3 separate regions of the Mus musculus genome follow, and all the other regions are linked to region 2. A link is a contact called in ENCODE Hi-C data. All regions are on one chromosome and are shown on one strand. Each heading gives the region's core, a stretch centred on a gene start or an enhancer-like site at or near the end of the contact. The rest is flanking DNA. Distances are from core to core; before and after follow the strand shown. Region 1 overlaps Fli1 (Friend leukemia integration 1). Region 2 holds the start of Fli1 (Friend leukemia integration 1). Region 3 overlaps Fli1 (Friend leukemia integration 1).

Region 1 (4,334 bases), core at 1,533-4,032, 63 kb after region 2:
AGACAATTAGGCAGTTTACCCAGATGATGTCATTTTATCTTCATTTACGCCCCACCAGGTTAGGGCTTGTTGGCATCCCCAAGCTACAGATGAGAAAACGGAGCTCCTACAGTATAAAGTCATTGCACTGGGAACTAAAGGAACAGAGGATGAAGTTTGGGTTGGCACTTAGAGCCTCCCTGGCTCCAAAGATTGTGCTTGAAGTTCTAAAACCCACAAAAATCACTTTCAAAGGGCCAATTGTCTAACTGGCAAAACAAACCTTCTCAGTGAGTGGTAGTGGGTCTGTGCCCAAGCAGAGGGCATGGATGGAAACCCCACATCATCTTCATTTTCTGTGTGCATGAACAAGTTACTTCGCTTCTCCGAATATCTGTTTTCTTGCCTAAAAAAAAAAGAGGTGAAAACACCTCTCATATCACTTGGATGGATGAATTAGATGTTTCGTGTAAACATAATTTCACTACTAGTAAGTGCTTTGCTAAATTGTCTACTGTTTCTATTTATTTCTATAATTTAAGACCCAGTTTATTTGAAGTGATATGGGAACGTTACCTTATCTGTACTAGGAAAGCAAGCTAGTTTTCATCGGAGCCTATGTATCAGTCATTGATAGTATACATCTCCTAGCTCCAGCAGAGGATGGGGGGAAGTGTTGCCCTAGGCCTTAGCAGTCCACTGCTTTGTCTCAGAGCTCAGCCCGCTAACTCAAGCAGTCCCTCTGAAAGGACTCTAAGGAAAGGGGTCGCCACAGAGTACCACTGTGCTAGAATATTTGACAACTTGGGGTAGGGAACATTGTACCACCTTCTAGGTCTGCAGCTCAGGGGTGAGGCACCAAGGCATCCTGACTAGGGGATGCAAAGGTGCTTCTAGTGAACCAACTGTTGAGCTTGTTCTGGGCTCCCTTGTAGTGATCCCTACTGAGGTGCTAAGAAATCTTATAGGTGGGCATTGTACAGAGGTAAAGAACCTAGTTTTAAGCAGCATGGAACCAACAGGTCTTTCCAAGAATAGCCTGTGTTTTCTGAATGAAATCATCATTGCCCCACGTTCATGGGAAATGCAAACTCATTAGAGACCAAGAACAGTGGTGAAGGTGAATCCCCCATTGGTGTTCCTTTTATATTTGGTCTGCCGTGCCAAAGACGGGTACTTCTCAATATCTCGCCACTAGAGCTGCTTTGACAGCAGCATAATGCTCATTCCTATAAAGAGTTTGAAGTACCCGTTAATAGCTTTGAGTTTAAGCATTAGGAATTTTAAGGTTCAAGTATAGAGCTTTGAGGAGCACACATTAAGTAGCAACATCAGCTCATAAAGCTACAAGAGAGAGGCAGTGCTCCCTGGCACACTCACTCTCACCTGTCTGCCGCAGCTGCACCTTGGTACTGGCTTCTGCATCTCATTGTCCATGGTCTTCTCAGTCCACAGAAGTGACACAAAGGCCTGCCACCACTGCCCAGCACCCATCCCCTCCTCTGCACTCTCCCACTCTCCTGTTTCCATCCTGGATGTCTGTTATCTCCAAAGCAGTTTTGAAAGGGTCCTCACTCTCGCCCGGAAGCAGCAGGGCACCCAGGGCATGGTCTCAGGCTTGAATGACAAAGGGGTCCTATTTCCTGGCAGGTGTGGCAAGAATGTCCTCCCCAACTGTAATTTTCACATGGGGAAAATTAAATCAGCTTCTTTGGCACCTCAGCCCCCAAATATTTTACTGCATTGCTGTTGGCAACTTATCCTAACTAGGTTGATTTTCAGATTCAGTCCAAAAGCCAAACAGGAAACAAACCTTTTTCTTCGGTTCTTTCTTTCCAGCCTCACTCATCTACAGAGTCTGCTTTCCACACTACTATGTGGGCAGAAAGCCCTTTGCTATCAATGATTGTAAATACAATAAATCCCCCAACTGTGTGTGTGCACATAAAGGATGCATGCATGCTGTATGGAGTGTGTGTGTGTGTGTGTGTGTGTGTGTGTGTGTGTGTGTGTGTGTGTGTGTGTATGTGTGTGTGTTTTAAAAGATCCAGAAATTCAGGACATTTTTCAGGAAGGTTTTCATTGAGTTAAAAAGCACCCCAGTGAACCAGTTAGAACTGTACAGAGGTTGTAGTGGCAACTCGCAAATGGTTTGACAGATAGGGCAAGGCTGGGTAATTGAAAACCAAGTGACTGAGTGTAGGTTTTTCCATGGTAGAAATACAGCAAGTTCTTGGGGGAAGAATTGACGGGTACAAGCTGTATTCACAGCCTTTGGAGGAATGGGATCTGTCTGAGATTAGGCACAGGAGATTGGGGAAGGGTAAGAGCAGTGTGAGGAGAGATCTATCAGTGTACGTGCACCTGGCCGGGTCAGGGGTCAGAGGTGTGGGGCATTTGGGGATGAATCGGGATACTCTCTTCCTGTGATGCTGCCACTTGACTAAATGACCTTTGATTGGCTCTTTGTTTTAAATAAAGTGTTTATCCTAAAATGGGTTCTAAGGGGATCCATCCCTTCTGCTCTTGTGCCAGCCCCATGCTGTGCTGCTGTTTCTTCTGCCTGCAAATCTCACTTCCTTAACAAGCCTCCAAGTCTTAGCTCTCCCATTTGTTCCCTGGTGCAACCTCTTTGCTCTGCGTGCTGTGCATGCTGCACCATCTGTATGTCCTCCTTGGGCTCAGCATTCCTGCCTTTTGCTGCTTTTGACCTCCTGGTTGGATGGCAGTGATGACAAGGGCCTTCCCTTCCCCCACAGCATCCCCATGTCCATCTCTGCCTCCCAGATCGCCTCAACTCTGCCATTGTATGATTTTGCTGGAACTCTCAAGACTGACTCATGACTAACTAGAGGCATAGTCTGTTCTCTGCCGCAGAAATCTGCTTAGATGACATCTCTTTCAACAACAGATCTGGGGCTTGTTCTGCATTTTTTTTTTTTTTGTCAAAGAGACTCTGATGAATCTTTGGTGACACCCATATAATGTCAAAGATTTATGCTCAGCCTTCTGAACAGCCATAACTTCACAGTTTTCAACTTGGAGTTAAACACTAAGTGTCTATGTAAAAGTTTAAGTTTGTTTGAGACACAAAGCCAGAGCAGAACCTTAACCGAAATGAAGAGTGGATCTAAGAACCAAAATACAAGTAGACCAGAGCCACAGCCTTCCCCTGACCCTGCCCAGGGGCAGCAGGTGAAGCCAGAAGGGCTCCAGCAGCCTTTAGGTCTGAATGAAGGACGTCCAGACATAGCGAGGGTATTTGCTTTAGAGAAGGCATTCCAGGCAGAGATATGAATTATGTAGGGAGAGTAGGCAAACCTCAAGATTTAAAAGGGTCTCATCATCTATCATTCTGTTCTTAAGTAAAGGCAGGGTTGCCATAGCAACACACCACAGGCTGAGTGGCTTAAACAACATAAATTTATTTGCTCACAGTTCTGAAAACTGGAAACCCAAGGTCAGAGTGCCAGCAGGGCTGGCTTCCTCTGAGGCTTTCTGCTCTGGCTTACAGATAATCTGTCTCCCTACATGCCTTACATGGTCAGTCCTTGGCACACAGCCACCCTTAGGGTCTTTGTGTGTCCAAATCTCTTATTATAATGAGTCAGTTGAGTTTAGAGCCCATCTTCACATTCTAATTTCAAATTAATCATATCCTTAAAGGTCTTATTGCCAAGTGGAATCACATTCTAAGTTACAGGTGGTTAGGGATTTGATATATAGATTTCAGAGGAAGCGGAATTCAGCATAGAACAAGAACCCAACAGAACCCTTGTTTGAACACAAATGGTCATCACTGCTAGTCTTTCTGGAGTTTTGTGCTGTGCCTAGTGTTGCTATAGCTATTTCCCATTGATTAGTCCATCTTTCCTTCACAGTCGGGTTACATGGAATAGATTATGTAGATGATGAGGCGATTATAGATGGCTGCCATTTCTTCTGAAACATGGTCAGCTTGCTTTTGTGTACTGCGTGGCCCTGGGGAATACTGTCCTCCAGCCTTGAATCCCTGCTGCTAAATGTGATTTGGAATAGTGGGGGGGGGGGGGGATCTTATCTCCATGCTTTGATCAACAGACAGTCTCTGGAAGGAGTAAGGCTATGTTTCTCAACCCATTACCAAAAGCCTCCCCTGAGTCAGGAGATGGTACAGTATGAATTGGTAAACCATGGTCTCTTACAGAGACCTTACACTAACTGCCTTTTCTATATATCAGAGCTTCCTCCTGAATTATTTGGCTGAATCATCAACACTAAGATCTACAGGACATACTCATTCCCGCTAGCCAGTCCTCAGCACACCACTGTTCACTCTTACCAAACACTTGAACTACAGTTGCTAATTTAATTCA
Region 2 (4,348 bases), core at 1,552-4,051:
TTTGTCTCAATGCAAACATTCAAAATATTCTCTTTGGCTGCTCATGAAAACAATGTGAGCTGCCAGGATCAAACCATCTTTCCAGATGTCTGGTGGTAACCACATTAAACAGGGCAGACTTGTTTACTGTTGTGTTTGGTTAGGGCTTTTCCCCCCTTCGGGATTTAAAAGAGAGTCAGGAGGATCCAGTGGAGCACCATCCCCAGAGTTACATAAGCGGGCAAACTCGCCCACCAGAGCAACAGCAAGGGATGGGAGGAACCCGACATTCTATCCCAGATCTGTTCAAAACTGGGGGACAGTGCCTTCTTCTGTGTGGAGAACCCTGTGAATGAGAGGAGGTTCCGATGGAGGGGTCGGTGGTAAAATGTCAATAGATTGCAATGATGCCTAAGCCTGTCATGCCCGGGGGAGCCTATGCCAGCGCCCCTACGCCCCAAAATTGTGAAATTGCTTCAGTGTCCGGTTTGCAGGCAGAGACAAACAAAAAAATACTCCCTAGCTGAGGTGGGGGTTCAAGTCTTCATTTTTATCCGGATTCTTGTTGAACAAGAATTCTTGTTGAGAAGGAATTGGGCTCAATGAAGTTCGGGGATATTCCAAGTGAATTATTCCAGTGAGTGTTATTCAGCAATGGACGTGACTGTCGTTTGCCAGATCAGCAGAAGCCGAAAGGAAAACCTGGTGATTGTCTGCCACTTGGCCCTTGGGGCAGGGCGGGGCGGGGCGGGGGGCGTGGTGATTAAATGTGGATTGGCTATTTTGTGGCCTTTGTAACTGTCCAGTGCCTGGAAGGAGACCCTCTGCGGGGAGACGTAAACACTCCTTTCGGACAGAAAGAGGCTCAGTATAGCCTGGGTGCACCCTCCTGAAAGCTACGTTGTCGTTTGAATGTCTGGGCTGAAAAGGAAACAATTTGGGGTTTGAAAGGATGTAATTCATTCTTCTTTCCCTTTAACCTCTTTCCTCTCTGGAAAGCATGTGGAAACGCTGAAGGGAAGAGCAAGAGGGCGGGCAGCCCGGCCGCAGGCAGGAAAGGGTTAAGCCTGATTTCTTTTAATTGAACTCCAGAACTGGTGGCCCCAGGCAAAGGGGGGGGACTGACCCCGCTAGCGGTAACCAGATGTGGCGGTCCCAGGGGAGCCCCGGAGCAGACCCCTGGATTGAGAAGCAGACAGGAGGAGGGGGAGTGGGCCCGGCCCCCACCCCACCCCCCACAGTAAACCGAGTCTCAATTGCTGGCAGGCTGCACCGCCACTCCAGGTCTGGTCACGTTCAGACCCGTGTCTGTATTCGAACCCCAAATTGGAGCTGAATTGATGAGACTAATTTGGAGAGGGGGAAGGGGGGAGGGAGGGAGGCGAGCGAGCGAGCGCAATTGCTCCTGAAGAAATAAAGAATTAATAAGTCACCTTCTTGCCGCCGTGGACACCCTCTTGATTTTTTTTTCCTTTCCAATTTATTCGGATCTGCTCTGGAATTTTTCCCCTCTTTTCCCGGGAGGACTCTTAAATAATAGTGAGAAAGTCCACAGCGTGGTCTGAAGAGCGTGGAAAAAGGTAACCTGTTTTCAAAGTCTGGGAGATGGGAGTCAGGCCGCCAGCGCCGATACCCCAGAGAAGCCTTAACAAGAGAGCTCCTGGGTCCAGCAGGGGAGGCGCGGGGGATAGCAGAAAGAACCGAGCCGGTAAAGCGGGCCACGCCGCTGGTTGGGAATGACAGTCCCTAGCTTGGACCCTTAGACTGCCCGTTCTCATCCAAGGTGGGGTCTCTGCTGAGCCGCGGCTCGCCGCGCTCCTGGGTCCTGCTGCGTAGTGTGGAGGGCAAGCTCGCCCTGGTGTCAGTTCCTTGGGGGCTGCGATGGTATTGAAGAACTTGGGCCGTCGGGTCCTGATAGGTGAGAGAATTTAACTCAAAAAGCCTAGGTTGTGGCTGGTCTACCTCCTTAGCGGGCTGTGGAGCCCGGAGTCGAGGCGCGCCAAAGCATGGGCATCTCTCTGCTAACAAAGCTTGAGGTATTGAGCCCTTGACAGGTCAGGTCCGCGGGACCCAGAATTCGCTTTGAGCCTATCCGGAGACCAGCGCTTAGATGCAAAAACTCTCTTCGGCTCCTCTCTTTCTTTCTTTCTTTCTTTCTTTCTTTCTTTCTTTCTTTCTTTCTTTCTTTCTTTCTTCCTTCCTTCCTTCCTTCCTTCCTTCCTTCCTTCCTTCCTTCCTTCCTTTTTAAAAATAGTAGGTTTGCCTTGATCTGCATCCGAATCTCCCCTGGCGGTCAGCATCGCCAGGTTATCCCCTGTTCTAACAAACTCTTCCGCCGTCTTCCTCCCATCCCCAAAAAAGTTTGACTCCGGCTGGAAAAAGCATTAATGAATGTATCTGTGGGAAGAAACGGAAAGTGAATGAGTCAGGAGGGCCACCTTCGGCCAAAGGCCCAAGGGAAAGGAAAGAGGCCAGAGGCGTTTGGCTTTGGATTTGGGGGGAAGGTGATGGGGGAGTTGCAGACTTCAGGAATCAGGGAGCGGATACTGGGCGTGGACCCCGTCATTGTTCCTGGCCAGCTCTTATCTCCCAGGAGCAAGTATCCTGTGTGCGCAGTGCATGAATGTAACTGGGCATCCCGCGTATATTTATATAGCGAGTGATGCGAAAAGCAGGGCGAGGAGAGGACGAGGGGGTGTGGGGGAGGGAAGACAAGAGAGAGCAGAGAGTGGAGAGGGCGAGATGAGAGAGAGAGAGAGAGAGAGAGAGAGAGAGAGAGAGAGAGAGAGAGAGAGAGAGATAGGACTTCCTCCCCGATCGCAAAGTGAAGTCACTTCCCAAAATTAGCTGAAAAAAAGTTTCATCCGGTTAACTGTCTCTTTTTCGATCCGCTACAACAACAAACGTGCACAGGGGAGCGAGGGCAGGGCGCTCGCAGGGGGCACTCAGAGAGGGCCCAGGGCGCCAAAGAGGCCGCGCCGGGCTAATCTGAAGGGGCTACGAGGTCAGGCTGTAACCGGGTCAATGTGTGGAATATTGGGGGGCTCGGCTGCAGACTTGGCCAAATGGACGGGACTATTAAGGTAAGCGGCTGGGCAGTGGGCGCGGGGAGAGGGCCGACCGGGGCGGCGGGAGGGCTGGGCGCCGGGGTCCCGGAAGACGTGGCCGCTCTCCCTTCCTTCCGCGCCCCGGCTTCGCGCGGTCTCCTCCGGGTGGCGAGTCCCCCATTCCGAGGAGGCCGGCCAGCCTTCCCGCCCAGGGCGATCTACCCCTCACTCCTTGCGCCACTGTGGAATCCCGCAGGCTCCCACTGTGCCGCCCGAAGGGGCTGCGAGACCCGGCAGCTGAAACCTGGGGACCCGGGGCGCGGAGCAGAGTCTCGGGCGGGAGATCGCCGGGTCGGTTCCCACCCGGCACCCAGACGACCTGGCCCCGGCGCCAGGCACTAGTCTGGCGGCCAGCTTCCTCACGCCAGAGGCCGAGATCTGCGCGGGCAGGAGCAGCGTTCGCCTCTGGCTGGGGTCCCCCGACCCTCCGAGCGAGTTGGAGGAGTAGTTGCGGGAGGGCAAGGGGTGCAAGGGAGGGTGTCTGAGGATCCGGCTGAGCCGGCGGGTCCAGATGGAAGACCCTGTTTACTTGTCAGCCAGACCGGTTTCTCTTCCCCCCTTCTCACTGCTGCTGCCCGGCAGTTGCGGACGCCGGCTGCCTGGAGCTAACGGGCCCGCCTCGCAGTTCCTCGGGTTAGGAATCTCCTTGCTCTCCGGCTCCTCAGTGCCTCAGATCCCGCACACTGTGCGTGCGCCTGCTTTAGAGCAAGGGATCCAGGAGCTGTCCTCTCAGTAAGAATTAAACTCCTTCAACAGCTGTCCCCCTGCGGTGGCTGGTTCAGAGTCTATGGCCTGGGGCTTGCCGATTGCACCCCCACCCCCACCCGCCACCCGCGCCGGCCCAGCTTGGGTCTAGGTTGCAAAGTGCAGACCAGCAGACCTGTGAGTCTGGGTTCCCTGTCACGCTTCAGAAAGGCCGAGTGCTCCCTCCGAAAGGGGGAAGTAGGGCCAGGAGCAGAGACGAGGGACACCCCCTAACGTGACTAGCCTAAGAGGACTTAGGAGAATGAATGAGAGCAGACGTTAGCTTCAAGGCTGCATATCAAGCAGGAATTGCTCTGGAAAAACTATCAGGCTGGTGAGGTGGGGACTGGCAGAGCCGCCATTCTCCAGAACCCAGAGGAATCCACTTCCCTCTCATGGCTTGATGAAGAGGAGGTGAAGGTGTTGTTGGCTTTAGAGAATTTAACAGATTTTTATCTTCTGGGTGGGGTCAGAGTGTTTTTATTTTCTAAGAGTCTCTTCTCTCTCTCTCTCTCTCT
Region 3 (3,908 bases), core at 466-2,965, 35 kb after region 2:
TGTGGAGCTAGGAAGAGATGCTTTCTCAGCTCTCGCACACCCCTGCATCCATACCCCCATCCCTGAAGCTGGCTGAAGCTCCTCTCACAGCAGGGTGGGCTCCTGTTCTTCAGGCCAGGCTTTCTTGCCTTATTCCTGTCCGGAGGAGTTGAAGGGGAAGGGAGGGGAGGCATTCCTACTTTCTCCTCTGTCCTGTGCTCGGCAGAAGTATAGCTTCCCACCCAGGAGCCACTTCCTCTCTGTCCAGTTCCAGACTGATGAGCAAGTCCATTTTCCCCATGAGCTGAAACAAAACAAGACAAAACAGAAAAGTGGTCCTCCCATGAGCCTTCGTCAGAGCTCAGCTTTAAGATGAATCAGGGCAGGCCCAAGTGCATACTCTGGCGTCTTGGGGTTTACCAACACACTTCCTCCACAGAAATACTGTTGCTGCTCTTTCTCTTGCCCCTGCGAATGAGGCAGCGACAACTCAGCCACACCTGCACCTGGAGGTGAGGTGGCCAAGGCTTCACACTCCCAGCTTCCCCTTACCGCTACAGCAGGGAGAGTATGACTTCATCAGTTCAATGACAATTCTAATTCAGGGGGCGGGATGCTGGAGACAGAGGTCTCAGCAGTCCTCTGTGTGTTCCCTTGTAAAGATGAAGGTACTGAGGCCAGAGGGCAAGGTCTCAGGCAGGTCACTTCTAGAGACGGTGTTCTCTCTCCCCTCTCTCTCCCCTCCCTCTCCTCTCTCTCCTTTCTCTCCCCATCCTCCTCCCCACCCCACCCCACCTCTGCTGCTGCTGGGCAGTTTTCTGAGAGTTAACACTGATATTTTGCTCACGTCATTTCTTCTATAACCGCAGTGCTTCTGTGGGAGTAAGCACCTGCCCCCAGCAAGTTCTACACCTTCTTCTTCTTGCTCATAGCCCTGGGCATCCTGGCAGATTTGCAGATGATCCAGATCCACTCCAGCTCTGCAGTGAAAGGAGCGATAGGAAAAGCAGAGTTGGGGGTAGACACCCAGGCAGTTCTGTCTTAGGATATCTTCCTTCAAGTCCGGGAAAGAGCGTGTGTCCTCAGTGTCCTCCTGTAGCAACAGGCATCTCCAACTACCAAGCACGCCTGCATTGCCTACGTTAGCCAGGAATATGACAAGCCATACATACAAAATAGGGACCTTCTACTAGTCCCCTAATTGTCACCCGGAGCTTGTCTGTGAGAGTAGCTGCCCACTAAGCCCTAGGGATAAAGGGAAAGAGAAGAGCCTACAGCTTCCCACAACCTCATCTCTGACCACCAGAGAACCCGCCCTTTAGCACGGAGTCTTCTCCTAGTGCTTGAGAGCCACACTGGGTCCATGCAGTGAGGATATGGCTGCCTGTGAACCTCCTGGTTCACGGAGAGTGGAAAAGCTCTTTCCTAAATCTTACTAGACAGTAGTTCGCATTTCCTCCGTGGGGACCTTATCTGCTAGTACATTAAGACCCCAACCCAGCTCTGCCAAGAGACTGTTATGCTCTGCGGCTCAAAGAAAAAAATGTAGGAGAGGAGTTGATTAACTGAGACCGGAAAAGAGCTTTTTCTATGTATAAACAATGAGCCCATGTTCCTGGCAGGTCAGGTGTCCTGATCTCTCTCCCAGGTGGGAGGGAAGAACTGCTGGCCGCGCTCCTCTCACGGCCCTGAGTTTAGGAACAGGATTTCCTCTGCACATTGTCAGAGAGCAGATAAAAATCTTAATCTCAGGCACACACAGCCGCAGGCCTTGGGGCCTGCCACTGTGTGCTTAGCTTTCAGAAGTGAGAACGAACAATGGCTTTGGGACTCAGTATATAAGTGGGGAAGGCAAAGAAAGAGACCAGGGTGGAAGCTAGCGGGATATACAAACTTGCTGTGGAAGATGCAGGGCCATCCAGAGGGTCCAACCTGCACACAAGGCTCAGAAAATCCTGGGTCCTCTTTTACTGTTTTTGGCTTTCTTGTACCAGGTACAAAGCACACTGGATAGAGGTCTTTACCATTTTGTTTGTTTTCTTTGTGTGTGTGTGTCTGTGTATCTGTGTAGTGGATGCACACTTGTGCAGATGCACTCGTGTGTGTGTGTGTGTGTGTGTGTTTGTGTGTGTGTGTGTGTGTGTGTGTGTGTGTGTGTGTGTGTGTTGGAGGTTAGCTTTGGGAATCTTACCTTTATCATGCTCCACCTTGTGAGCCAAGGTCTCACACTGAACTTGAAGCTTGCCTGCTATCCAGCCCCACACAGGTAGTCACCACCACTGCTGGCTTTTATGTGGGCACTGGGGTTCTAAATGCATGTCCCCATGCTTTCACAGCAAGCACTTTACCCACTGAGCCATCTGCTTCTCACGACTGCCCCACACTTTTTCTTAAAGTGCTCAAATAGAGGCACTCGCCTCTGCGCTGCAAATCGGGCTCTTAGGAAGAGCTTGGCATCTCAGCAGAACTCAGAAGCTGGGAAAAGTTTCAGTCTTATCCTCCCAAATGTTTGTGCTAAGAGCTCGCTCGCTCACTTATTTTCCCAACATGCATCCTGTGCCTTTTCAGAGTAGGAGGAGATGAGAATTTTAGAAGTCTCATTTATTATGTGGTGCTGTATCAGAAAGTGCTCTGCACACAATTTTGCCATTGCCACACTTAACTGCAAAATATTCCTTATGGGAACATACAGCTTATCCCTATTGAAGGAGTTGGCCAACCAAGTTAGCATGAGAAATTTTAGGGTGTATACATGTTGAAATGCAGACCCATTCTCCACAGGATCCCTCCATCCCTAACTCCATTTTGATGAGCGTGCACTAAGCACTCGCTGTGTGGCACTGTGCTATCTAAATGGTCTCTACTTATAGCATCTCCTTTTATCCTCAATATCCCACAGTCCTTGGGAAAAAATTCTTAAGTTCTTCAGGTGAGCAGTATGCATATGCAGACTAAAGCTCCGATGCCCACCTACATGAGTCAGTCCCTCCTCAATCTCACCATCCCTAAGCCTTGTTCCTGAGCTCATTGAGTAGAGAGGAGGCCTGAGTAAAGAGCCAACAAGAGAAGCTGAAGCCCTCTGCCAATACAGAGGACCTGCAGCAGATTCCAGGCTCCCGGCTGATTCACTGGCTTTCACAGCAGCAAAGAAGGGCTCTGTACACAGCGTAGGCCGAACTCAGAGGACTCAGATTTTCCTTCTGATGGTGCCTTAGGAAACAAAGGAAGTCTAGGGTTTGGGGTCACTGAAATCTCATTCTATGGACTTTCTGCTGCCGATGCCTATGGTAGGATCTCAAAGCCGCCAAACCAAGGGACATATAGCGGCTACACCAGGAAGAGGTGCATGAATTATTTGCCAGTGCAATGCATCAAGAAGAAACAAAGAATCTAATTAGTGTTTTTGGGGGGAGGACCCAGTTCAGAGAATGAATGTTTTTTCCAGAGGTACTGTGTAAAGAGGCTCATCCTCAATTGTCCTATTGTCATTTCCCACCTACTATGAACCTCCGATGAATGTATCCAGAAACCCTTTCGAGAGGAAAGTGGACAAGCCCTGTCACATGAAAGTGAAGATGCCAAGAAGGTCCAATGTCCCTCTTCCTTCCCAAGGGGAGGAACTCATTCCACACGTGCTGCTCAGGGAAAGAGGCCCTTGGGGGAAAGGAGGATGCTGTGTCCTTTCCAACCTAAGAAGTTCATCATCGGTGCAAAACAGCACCTTTGGATAAACACAATGTGGCTATATATACCCCTTGCCATTTCCTGTTGCTCTTGTAGCTCACGCAGGCTCGAAAGTAGGGTTAGCCTGTGACCAGAAGCCACATGGTGACATGCATATTAGCCCGTGCCCTCTGCTTCCTGCACTGCTCGACACTGGAGCCAGACTAATGCTTGTGCTTCCCTGGAGGGGAGGGAATCCTGGGAGT

Evidence for each region. A loop is a pair of places that touch in the nucleus more often than their neighbours do.
Region 1: a map of T-helper 17 cell shows a loop between it and region 2 (2.0-fold over the local background). The contact joins the enhancer-like site here to the promoter of Fli1 in region 2. A Hi-C loop is called at or near these places in 5 of 37 maps with a recorded cell type or tissue (CH12.LX, T-helper 1 cell, T-helper 17 cell and 2 more).
Region 3: a loop to region 2 is called in a map of heart, with 9 times the contacts of the local background. The contact joins the enhancer-like site here to the promoter of Fli1 in region 2. A Hi-C loop is called at or near these places in 10 of 37 maps with a recorded cell type or tissue (T-helper 17 cell, gastrocnemius, heart and 1 more).

The regions. Positions count from the first base shown.
Region 1 is chr9:32,477,344-32,481,677 of GRCm38, reverse strand. The region is part of intron 1 of Fli1 (Friend leukemia integration 1); the gene reads left to right. Among named protein-coding and RNA genes, the nearest start is that of Gm22060, 33 kb to the right of the region's middle. Within about 2 kb of position 2,782, at least 1 of the 3 ENCODE cell types and tissues checked has a DNase peak (open chromatin) inside an H3K27ac peak, as active enhancers do.
Region 2 is chr9:32,539,905-32,544,252 of GRCm38, reverse strand. Fli1 (Friend leukemia integration 1) reads left to right here and starts at 2,801. Exons shown (of 9, transcript NM_008026.5): 1 at 2,801-3,062. The coding sequence starts at 3,045.
Region 3 is chr9:32,504,123-32,508,030 of GRCm38, reverse strand. All of the region lies in intron 1 of Fli1 (Friend leukemia integration 1), which reads left to right. Among named protein-coding and RNA genes, the nearest start is that of Fli1, 35 kb to the left of the region's middle. Within about 2 kb of position 1,715, at least 1 of the 3 ENCODE cell types and tissues checked has a DNase peak (open chromatin) inside an H3K27ac peak, as active enhancers do; it is heart, where a contact is called at or near this core.